2 separate regions of the Mus musculus genome follow, and region 1 is linked to region 2. Evidence: chromatin contacts called from ENCODE Hi-C or POLR2A ChIA-PET data. All regions are on one chromosome and are shown on one strand. The core of a region is the stretch at or near the end of the contact, and the rest is flanking DNA. Distances in the headings are between cores, read along the strand shown. Region 1 holds the start of B230217C12Rik (RIKEN cDNA B230217C12 gene). Region 2 holds the start of Lasp1 (LIM and SH3 protein 1).

Region 1 (5,512 bases), core at 1,827-4,326, 42 kb after region 2:
CTGAACCTCCCTTCCCAACGTCAAGTCAGCTGTTCTAGTGCCCTAGAAATGGGGGAGACTTACAAACACCTGAAGAGGGGAGAGGAACTACCTAAGGTGCTGAGGGCCCCAAGCCTGCTGGAGTCCATACTTTTCCAGAAACATCTACCCCTAGAAGAGCACAGAATCCCCCAAGCCCATAGTCTCTTCCTCTGTAAAGGTCTTTTCAGCCAATCCAAACCCAGGAAAGAAGGCACCTTGGCTAGACTGTGAACTTAACTTTTGTGGACCAACCCCATAATGCAAGAAGCCCCATGGTGAGCGACATAGGTTCTCCCCCCCGGGCTGCTTCCTGTTCTCCCTCCTCACGTCCCTTCGGGGACATTTTATTTCCTAATAGCTGGACATAAGACAAAAAGTACCACCCCACAGAGCCTATATTTAAACAGAAACAGAAGTGACCCTGTGAAGTCCGCCTCTGTCCAACATTTCATCTGTGTATGAATGTGTGTGTGTGAGAGAGAGTATGTGTGCGTGTGTGTGTGTGTGAGAAGCCACCCACTCATCTTTTATATATCGGGTTGTCATCTTTCTTTGGTCCCCTCCCTCCTGGCCTTGTCCTTGGGATCATTTCTTTCTGGCCTGTTATGATTTTGAACATTGACTTGAACCACAAAGTGAATCTTTATCCTGGTGAGTCAAATAAAAATGTAATTTTTACCTGCGGACTAGGCTTCTTCCTCTTTGACTTCTGAAGTAACTTCTGTGTGTGTCCCGTTTGTCAGGGGGCATTGACCTTGTCCCTCACCGTGAACCCTGCTACCATTCAAAGAGAGCAGGATTGCTCTAGAAACCAGAGTTGCTCACTCTTCCTACCCTGACACTTGCTTTCTCCTTGAGGACATAGCCCGGCCCTTCAGTGACATCACCAGTGACAGCTCTGCCCACCCTGGGGTACTGTCACACTCGAGGCTGGCATTCCCTGAGTTCAGAGGGCCCCTCACACTGTCCTCCCTCTTCAGTTAAGCATCTTCCTTCTAGCCACCAGTGTCCTCCTGGACAGTTGGGAGGTGTCATTCATTCAAGTTCCTGCTGGCCTTGGGAAGCAGGCTACTCTGCAAGAGTTCAAGCCAACCAGTGAGCTCAGCTCAGGCTTTCTAGCCCAGAGTGTACTGCCACGTTTGACTTGTAAATTGATAGCAAGTAGGACAGCCCACAGAGCCACGGAGCCTGGAGAAACCCTCCACAGGGTAGTCTGGCAGGCAGCGGGAGGCAGTCTTCCCTCTCCCGTCTCCCAGCTCTGGGATGGCCCGTCCCCAGCCAGCTTGATGGCAAACACTGCAGCCTCTTTGCTCCTGGGAAGGCATCTGTGCTGAGCAATACAGCACCGCTGGACCCTGACTCCTGGTCGGCAGCCACCTGGCCAGAGGCTTTGTGGAGAGGGGCATTTCCTACCTGGGTTTCACGTGAAAGCATTCTCTGGACTCCCTCCGGAACAGCAGGGAGAGGCAAGGGCTAAGTGTAATCTGAGTGAGCTGAGTGTGGGGAGTGCTCCAGGCAGGGGAAGGACCTAGCAGCGTTCGAGTTTCCCAAGAGCAGCCCAAAAGCCTGTGACCCAGTGTGGCCTTGTCTGCTGGACTCGCCTGCTCAGGAGGGCTCCCCTCTTGAGAGTGGACTAAGTTCCTGTTAGAAAGGGTGTTACTGGCCGGGCGCAGTGGTGCACGACTTTAATCCCAGCACTCGGGAGGCAGAGGCAGGTGGATTTCTGAGTTTGAGGCCAGCCTGGTCTACAAAGTGAGTTCCAGGGCTGCAGGGAAACCCTGTCTCAAAAAACCAAAAAAAAAAAAAAAAAAAAAAAAAAAAAAAAAGAAAAGAAAAAAGAAAGGGGGTTATTAAGATCTCAAGGTCTAGACCCTTCAAAGAAAATATTTGGGGAGAGTCTAAGAATGCCAGACCTTAGAAACTGACCTATAGAAATCCTTTCCTTTTTAATAAACAGTTGGTACACAACACAAAGCAGAAAGAATCAAAATACATCGCAGTGGGTGTGGGTTTTTTTTTTTTAATGTGATTGTTTATGTATGTGTGTGTACACCAAAGGGCATGTGTGGACATCACAGGACAACTAACAGAAAGGAGTCCTTGTCTTTCCACTGTGGGCCCCAGGGATTGAACTCAGGTCCTCAGGTTTGGTGTACAACACCATTACCCCTTGAGCCCTATCATTGAGTTTTTGTAAGATTCGGTCCCTCAGAAGAAACCACATGAAAGCCAGCTGTAATGGCAGTGCTCAGAGGCTGAGAGGTAGAGTCAGGAGAATCCAGTCAAGGGCCAGCCTGGGCTAACTGAGACTCCCTCAAGACAAAATAAAACAACAACAATAATTAATAATAATACAAAAAGAAACAACAAAACCATGCTTGGATTTGCATCTCTAGACACTAGGAGCGGGTGTGAGTGGGTTTTTTGCTGTTTTCTCTGATGACGACACGAGGTAAATTCAGAAGATCCAGAGAAAACAAACGGGGGAAACTGGCACCACAGAAGGGAAGGAGAGACCTCATGTGACACAAATGAGCTTGGGCTCTGAGGATCTCCCAGACCAACAAGGCAAGCCAGCGTCTGGTGGAATGTGAGAGGCTCGCTTTGACTCCTGCCCCCTATTGACAAGTTGTTAAATTTATCACGCAAGCTCCTGACCACCCTTGAGCTCAGGCTTTAAAAGACTTCAGACTGGTTGAAATGACCCCCAGCACAGTGAGAAAACTCAGATCCATGCCCAGGGTCGCCCTACCCCCACCCCTCGCCTCCTGAGACTCACATGAGACCTTCCTCTATGTTCTCTGAACTAGGTAATGGCCCACAAAACTGGCAACAATTTGTCTTCTGAGATAGATTACCAGAGATGTGTGAGAGGGAGAAGGAAAAAGGAAGGCAGAAAAATCCATTCCTAAGGAGTCTGTAGAGATCCTCCGCTCACACCTTCCGGAGCAGCCCACTCAGTGCAGAAACTGTATCTAAATAGAGATAGCGGTTTTTTTGTTTTGTTTTTTTTTTTCCACACAAAGGGGCGGGGCTGGCTTCCTGGGAAGAAATTAAACCTCTCCGGTTTTGCCTGGTCTAAAAGTAGCTGTTCCCTGGTTACCCACCGTGGACTTTGTGATTGGCTGGCCGTGATGGTGGAGGTGGAGAGTAAGTTGCTGATGGGGTTGCAGCATCCCTTAGCTTCAGGTCCCCGGGAGGGGGAGGGAACAGGAAGCGGGAGGGAAGAGGAGCCATTTCTCCGCGCTGACCGACCTCCACGCTTGCAGCTCCCACTTCCCCGGAATCGAGGGGACTCCTCTGCTTGTACTGAGCCATGCTGGATATTTTCATCCTCATGTTCTTTGCCATCATAGGCCTGGTGGTTCTGTCCTACATAATTTACCTTCTCTAGTGGCCTGGCGCTGCAGGGGCTGCGAGGGGAAGGATGGAGCTGAAGGGCCGAGCATCCTGCTTGCTGACGCACCGGTGGAGTTTTGCTTCTGGTCATTATTCGGGTATTGATTAAAAAAAAAAAATGAAAAGAAAGCTTGTTTTTGTATCTATTTGTCATACACATTGACGTAGCATTTCTTGGATCAATGTGAAAAGAATAAGAAAGGCCAGCTTTCTTTGGGAATTGATTTAAAATGTTATTTCTTAAAAATAAACATCACTACAAATAAGTAAATAAATAAATATAAATAAAATGCACTAGGTTTTAGGTAGGATGGGAGGGAGTGTGCTGGGGGGTGGAGGGGGACAGACTATTATTTCCTAATTTCCTTCCAGGTAGATGCAAAACCAAGTTGTCCATTCTCTCCTGACAATGACTACAGTACATCCTTATGTGTGGACAAGGCAGTTTTCAAATCTGCTGGCATAATTGTATTCATTAATTCACTGCTGCGCCATAACTGCATTCATTAGTTCACTAGTGATTAACTCCCACTTGAGAAAAAATAGCAAATGAAACCTACTTGGGGTAAGGGGTGAGGGAGATGCCCACTTTCCCCAGTTGTGTAGAGGAATGGGGAGGATTCTCAGAACTCCTGCTAGTTCCTGACCAGTAGGGGTACCCCTGCTGCAGTTTGCAGCTGACCATTGTTTTTGGGTTTCCCACAGCTCCTGTGTCGGGTCCAGCAAGAGGCCTCTCACCACCAGCAGCAATCCTGAGGCCCAACTGATCTCTTCCAGTGTATCCGGATGTGGCTGACCCTTGGCACGAAGGCATTCTGTGAGGCAGGGGCACTCCTGGGGACATCAGGAGTTAGTCCAAGAATGCCAGCCACTGGCAGCTGCTGCATGCGATTGAGCTGTAGACAGGGACTATTCAGAATATGGAAGATTGGAACAGTGAAGTCAGAGTGGAGACTGCCCAAACATTCATATGGACAGCCTTTCCTTAGGTCTAAATGCAACTGCACACGATGCTAAAATATTCTTTGCTTTCTGCTTCACAAGCAGGCGTTCCCTTGTAACCTCAAGGGCAAACACTGATCAGTAATTTACAGTTTGTACAGCCTGAGGTTGCGTGGTTTCCCTTGACTTACAACCCATCCCCCACCCTCAAAATTCCCGTTATTTGCATTCTTTAAGGTTTATCATTTCTTCCCTCCTTTTCTCATTTGTTCCCAGCTCCTTAGTTGACTAGAGGCGCATGGTTGTAAAGTCCTTATTCTTTGTGCTTACCTATAAAGCATTGAAACAAAATGGCTATATTAATTTAGGAGAAAAACTTTACCCTAAATGGAAGGGTTTGAAAACTTTAAAAAAAATTTTAAACGTTCCTTTATCTTTAAAATAACAAAGCTGTTATTTCCTTGTCCAATTAGGGTTCAAACAAACAAACAAACAAACACACAAACAAACTGTGTTTTAGGATACAGCATGGATCTGACCCCAAATCCGTGTTATCTATTATTCCCTTAAAGACTCTACCATAATTGCTCTGCATTGATTTTCTTTTTTAGGTTAAAATAAACAAGAAAAAAAGAATGAATGAATAATTTCTTGTAATAATATTTTGTTCAATTGCTGTTTCAAGAAGGAACGAGCTGAGTACTGTAGCACACGCCTGTAATGCTAGCACTTGGGAGTAGAGACAGAAGGGTCAGGAGTTCAAGGCCGGCCTTGACTACATGAGATCCTATCTTCTAGAGAGGGGCTGGAGAGATGACTCAGCTGTTAACAACACTTGTTGCTTTTGCAAGGGACCCCGTTTTGGTTCCCAGCACCTAGATAGTGGCTCACAGTCATCTGTAACTCCAGTTCCAGAAATTTTGATATTTTCTGGGTTTTGCATGTACTATACACACAAGTGGCGTACAGACATACACCTGTATATATAAAATAAATAAATAAAGAGAGAGGCAAAAATTGAGATTGTATAATTTATGCTACAAGTTTGCATCTTAAATTCCTTCCTGGACAAACCTTGTGGTTACCCTGTAGTTCTAGAGCTGAGGCAGGAGGACTGCCAACAGCAGCAGGGATAGAGCTCACCTCTTCC
Region 2 (4,833 bases), core at 1,491-3,990:
ACAAATCTCAGCAAATGTTCTGATCCAAGTGGTGATTGATTCTGCAGAGAGCAGGCGACAGTTCTGCAAATTCATAATTTAAATTCACGGTTTCAAATTATTGGTGATTTTTTTTTTGTTTTTATCTTTTTATTGTTTAAATTCAATACAATTTAGCAAAACGTTATTGGTTCTAAATGAATAAACAAGTTTTGGTGAAAAGCAAACAAGTCATGTAAAAAGAAATTTGCAGCCTCTTACCGCCAGAGGGGGTATAGCTCAGTGGTAGAGCATTTGACTGCAGATCAAGAGGTCCCCGGTTCAAATCCGGGTGCCCCCTTGGTGGGTGCATATGTTTTTCCTATGAGAACACTCAGTTTCTCCACTCAGTTATTTCCAAATCCAAACTCTACCTTCCTAATTTTCCCCCTTTGAATGTTGAATCAGCATCGAGGAAGGAGGAAGGAGCTATCTCTCCTAACAGAATGGCAAGTGAGGTATGGAATAAGGAACATTTTTTACCTCGTTTGTATCCCGACCCAAAAAGCTAAGGATGAATCCAGAAACAATGTTTATAATACTTGCCGATTTTAAGGTATGTTACAGCCAGGTGTTGTAGAACATGCCTGTTAATCTCAGCACTTGGAAGGAGGCAGGAGGATCAGAGTCCAAGAGAGTTTAAGAGCAGGGCGTGGTGGCGCATGTCTTTGATCCCAGAACTCCGGAGGCAGAGGCAGACGAAGTTCGAGGCCAGCCTGGTCTACAGAGTGAGTTCCAGGACAACCAGGGCTACACAGAGAAACCCTGTCTCAAAAAAAAAAAAAAAAAAAAAAAAAAAAGAGTTTAAGATTAGCCTTGGCCTATATATCAAAATCAAGGCCAGCCTGGGCTACACGAAACTCTGTATGGGGGTGGGGGTGGGGGTGGGGCGCGGAAGACACAGTGTAAAGAGATAAAAAACGAATGTCTTGTCTGAGATGTTGAGGCTGGAGAATGTACAAGTTCAAGGCCCAGCGTCTGGGAACAGAGACTCGCTTCTCTGGTATCTCTGTGCTTTGCCCCAAGCTCTGCTCAGTCCCCTTCCTTGTTCCGCTCAGCAGAGAACTGTAATGGGAACTGGGAGGGAATGCATGTGAATATTCCCCTGGGGTCCTGGGATGACACAACCAGATTCCATGTTTAAAATATCACAGCCACACCCTGACACGGGCAGCATGCCTCTGTCTGTCTCTTTTTCCTTTTTTTGGGCAAAACCTAGCTGAGGGGCCGCCCTTGCTTCCCTGTTCACACTTAGAGATTTCTTCCAGACCAGATACCTTAAAGCAGCTAGATACCTGTCCCCTGTTGAGGATTTGAAACTTGATAGCGTTGTGGTAATAATATTCTGGTGATCCTCAAAGAGCGGTCCTTGCGTCCTTGAATGATTTACCTGACAAATCCGCCAAAGAGCTAACTGCCAAGGCCTTCCTCAGCATCTACACAATCGGAAACTGGGGACGTTTTAATGAGCCCCCCCCTCCCCCAGGTCACTCTAGAGCACGCACAAGTTGTGAAAACCACTGCATTCATTTATATTACTTGGCTTTGGGGTCTTGTTCTTTTGCAGTGAAGGGAGCTGACGAGTGCTCCTCCCGGTTTCACGGTCTCGGAGCGCTTTTACTCGGTCCACGTCACCAAGTCACAATGAAACGTGAGGATATAGAATAATAAGGATCATAGAATGAAACGAAAAAGGGAAAGGAAAGCTTAGGTTGGAGAAGGGCTATGTCCGCAAGTTTCCCTTTTTTGATTGACCCTTGACCCTCAACGGACACACACCGTCAACCTGGGGAGTGACCTTGGCTTCCGAACCCAAAGTGTGGAACAATCCAATTCAAATTCACAAGCATACCATGGGCAGAAATCTCCAGGACTCTGGCGCCAATCAAATAAAGTCGTGCAACTTCTGCTTGGTACGAGGCAAAACGAAGGCTTTTCTGCTCAGATTTAAAAGGAGGAGTGGCCTTTATCTTTTTACCTGTTTTAATGACCCAGGGTCGAATCAAGATCATACTTGTATTGAAACGTATTTTTATTGTCATTGAAGAGAGGAAAAGACTCTGAGGGGGCACCCGGATTTGAACCAGGGACCTCTTGATCTGCAGTCAAATGCTCTACCACTGAGCTATACCCCCGCACCGACGCGCAGCTTGAAGCAATCTCTTTTCAGTCTTAAGATGCTGTCGCAGCTGCTACACAGGTAGAATAGGGGCAAGAGAAAAGAATGGAAGAGCAAAGGCGGCCAAGCTGAAAGCAGAGGATGCCTGAATCCGAAGAATCCATGGGAAAGCTGCAGCGCAGAGGGGCGGGGAGGGTGAACGTACGGAGGTGCTGAGTCCAAAGGGAAAGGGACAGGTACCTATGTGGGAGAGGATGTGGGCGGGAAGGGAACTAGCTGGGGGGCGGGGCGGGGCAAGGGGTGGTTTCCCCGCAGGTTGATGCTGGGGACCCACGGGTTTAAGGAAAGTCCCCCAGTCTAGAGAATCTGTACTATCCCCACCATCGTCGGGTGCGTGGGGTTGCCCCCTCTCATGGGAAATCGGGCTCTGCCACACTCGCGTCTGTTTCTCCAGCGCGGGAAGGGCCATGGCCCGGGCCCGTCCTCGGTCGCGGAGCCCAGGGGCACGTGCACCCCGAGAGCTCAGGGGCTCCTGCACTCCCGTCCCGCAGTCCTCCCTGGAACCCGCCCCCACGCAGCCCCACGTCGCCCGGGGAGCGCGCCTGGTCGCGCGCGCCTCTTTCCGCGCCCGAGGCGCGTCCCCGCCCTAGCCAGTGCAGCCCCTCCTCCCCACTGTGTTTATTAGGGGAAGGAGGGCGGAGGCGGAGGCCAGTTCCCCAGTTCCAGTCGCCGTCGCCTGCACAGTTGCAGCCGCCGCCTCCCACCAGCTCGCCCAAGGAAAAGGGAACGCGCGCGAATACGGGCGTCCCCGCCCCAGTCTTTCCCCGGAACCATGAACCCTAACTGTGCCCGGTGCGGCAAGATCGTGTACCCCACGGAGAAGGTGAACTGTCTGGATAAGGTGAGCTCGGGTACCGGGCGCTGCGAGCTAGCCAGTGCTAGTGCAGCTCTCCATCAGGGGAGGAAAGAGGGGCCGGGTCTTTGCGGGCTCTTCCCTGCGCTCCCCAGAGCAGGTAAGGAAGGCGGGAGGCGACTTGGGGTGTGGGGACAGACCCCAGTCTGGAACCTGGGAGGTCCAAGGCGAGGTGGTGAGCAGCCACCGCTGGAGATGGGTGGCCTCTGTGCATCGAGGTTAGGAGGGCTGGAAGGAAGGGCGGAAGAGCACCAGGGAACCGGGTTCCCCGGGTGTGTGCAGGAGGTTAGAGGTGCAGTCCCGCCCCCCGGGCCGGGAGTGAGAGGGGAGACGGCCGCTCCCTTTCCCCGCGGCGGCCAGCGCCAAGTAGGCGGAAGCGCGGGGCGCTGGGGGGAGGGGGCGGCGGGGGCGGGGCGGAGGCTGGGGCCGGCGCTACCCGCCCGGCTTGGGCTGCCGGTAGCCTGGCTTCCTGGCTTGGAAGCTGCGTCGGGTCCTTCGTCCAGCGAGTGTCAATTGTGGTGAAAGGGATTTAGGGGCAGCGCCGGAATCTCACTGCGAGACCCCCTCTTTTTGAACGACCTGCTGGTCCCCTCCTTGCTTTTTTTGTGGTTGGGGAACCCGCAGACCTCCTTCATAGCTTCCCCAACCCCCAATTCAAATTGCAAGCCACTCCGGGTGATCGGCTGCCCAGTCGGAGCTGGGCGGGGTAGGGAGTGGGGAGGACGCTTCTTGGAGATCTGAAATTGTGCTCAGCCTGGAGACCAGCTTAGAGAACAAAGAGCTAACTTTTCAGAGCTGTTTTCTCCGATGGAGGGTGGGATTGGCCGAGTTCTGAGGAAGCAGACGAAAAGGAGTTTTTTAAGAGGAGGGGGGTAGCCTTCTGGAAATCAGCTGGCCCCTAGGGGCTCTTACGCATCCCCCGGCCCAGGCTGGACCCGATCATCTGTTTGCCATTACACTTTTGCAAGGGGGACTGAAGGGTAGATCTGGGTGTTTCCGGTACAGTTTGAGATGGGACCCTTCTGCCTTGTTCTGAACCCCATAAAGTCTAAGACAACCCGTTTCTTCTCTTGTGACCCCCTCTGCAGGGAAGCCTTTTGGCTCCTCATAGATACGTTGTACCTGGCTCTCCAAGCTGGATCTCATTCTCCACGTTTATGGCTGAACTGGACAGAAGCAGGCGCCTCAATGAGGCGATCTAGTTTTGTTGGAAAAGGATACTTTGTTTCTCCGGGCTAGGGTTAGTTCCTTCTTAGGAACCTTTGGACATCCCCCGCACACCCTCCCGGTCCCGGTCAGGAGGTAGGGACTTGTAGTTTTGAAACATTTGAACTTTTTCTTGAGGAAAGAGATGTGGGGCTTGGCTAGGTACCAGGATAGGAGGAGCTTAAGGGAAGGTGATGGCCTGCCCAGTCACTGTACCGGCCTCTGGACTTGTGCTTGGCACTCCTAGATGAAGACACCCCACCCCCAAAAAAGAAACCCTGTCCTTACATGAGGGTCTTTGTCGTCCCTGGGACCAGATATTTTGAGCCCTGCATTTGCGGCATTCTGGGCCAGCAAATGGGCTCCCCTTTTGGTCCCCAGTAATGAATGGTGAGGGGCAATGGATGATGGAAGGATTTGCTAGCTTGGGGGTTGGGAAACTTGATCTTAGTCCCAGGTCTGTGCCCATCAACTTTATGAATGGTTCTGGGCCTCAGTATTCCCTGTCTGTCACCAGATGGGTATGGATGATGTCATTGCCTTAGGAGGTGGACAGTGCAGGGAGTGTGGTCAAGAC

Evidence for each region. A loop is a pair of places that touch in the nucleus more often than their neighbours do. ChIA-PET counts read pairs that join two places held with the same protein, here RNA polymerase II (POLR2A).
Region 1: a loop to region 2 is called in a map of left cerebral cortex, with 5 times the contacts of the local background. The contact joins the promoter of B230217C12Rik here to the promoter of Lasp1 in region 2. A Hi-C loop is called at or near these places in 17 of 37 maps with a recorded cell type or tissue (CH12.LX, T-helper 17 cell, adrenal gland and 4 more). POLR2A ChIA-PET finds 5 or more read pairs at or near these places in 4 of 5 experiments (Patski and embryonic stem cell).

Annotation. Positions count from the first base shown.
Region 1 is chr11:97,838,059-97,843,570 of GRCm38, forward strand. B230217C12Rik (RIKEN cDNA B230217C12 gene) reads left to right here and starts at 3,077. Exons shown (of 3, transcript NR_169086.1): 1 at 3,077-3,171; 2 at 3,416-3,518; 3 at 4,126-5,379. Lasp1 (LIM and SH3 protein 1) reads left to right here. Exons shown (of 7, transcript NM_010688.5): 7 at 1-707.
Region 2 is chr11:97,796,825-97,801,657 of GRCm38, forward strand. It overlaps Lasp1 (LIM and SH3 protein 1), which reads left to right and starts at 2,741. Exons shown (of 7, transcript NM_010688.5): 1 at 2,741-3,038. The coding sequence starts at 2,970. n-TCgca51 (a tRNA gene) reads right to left here and starts at 2,153; the gene lies at 2,082-2,153. n-TCgca56 (a tRNA gene) reads left to right here and starts at 248; the gene lies at 248-319.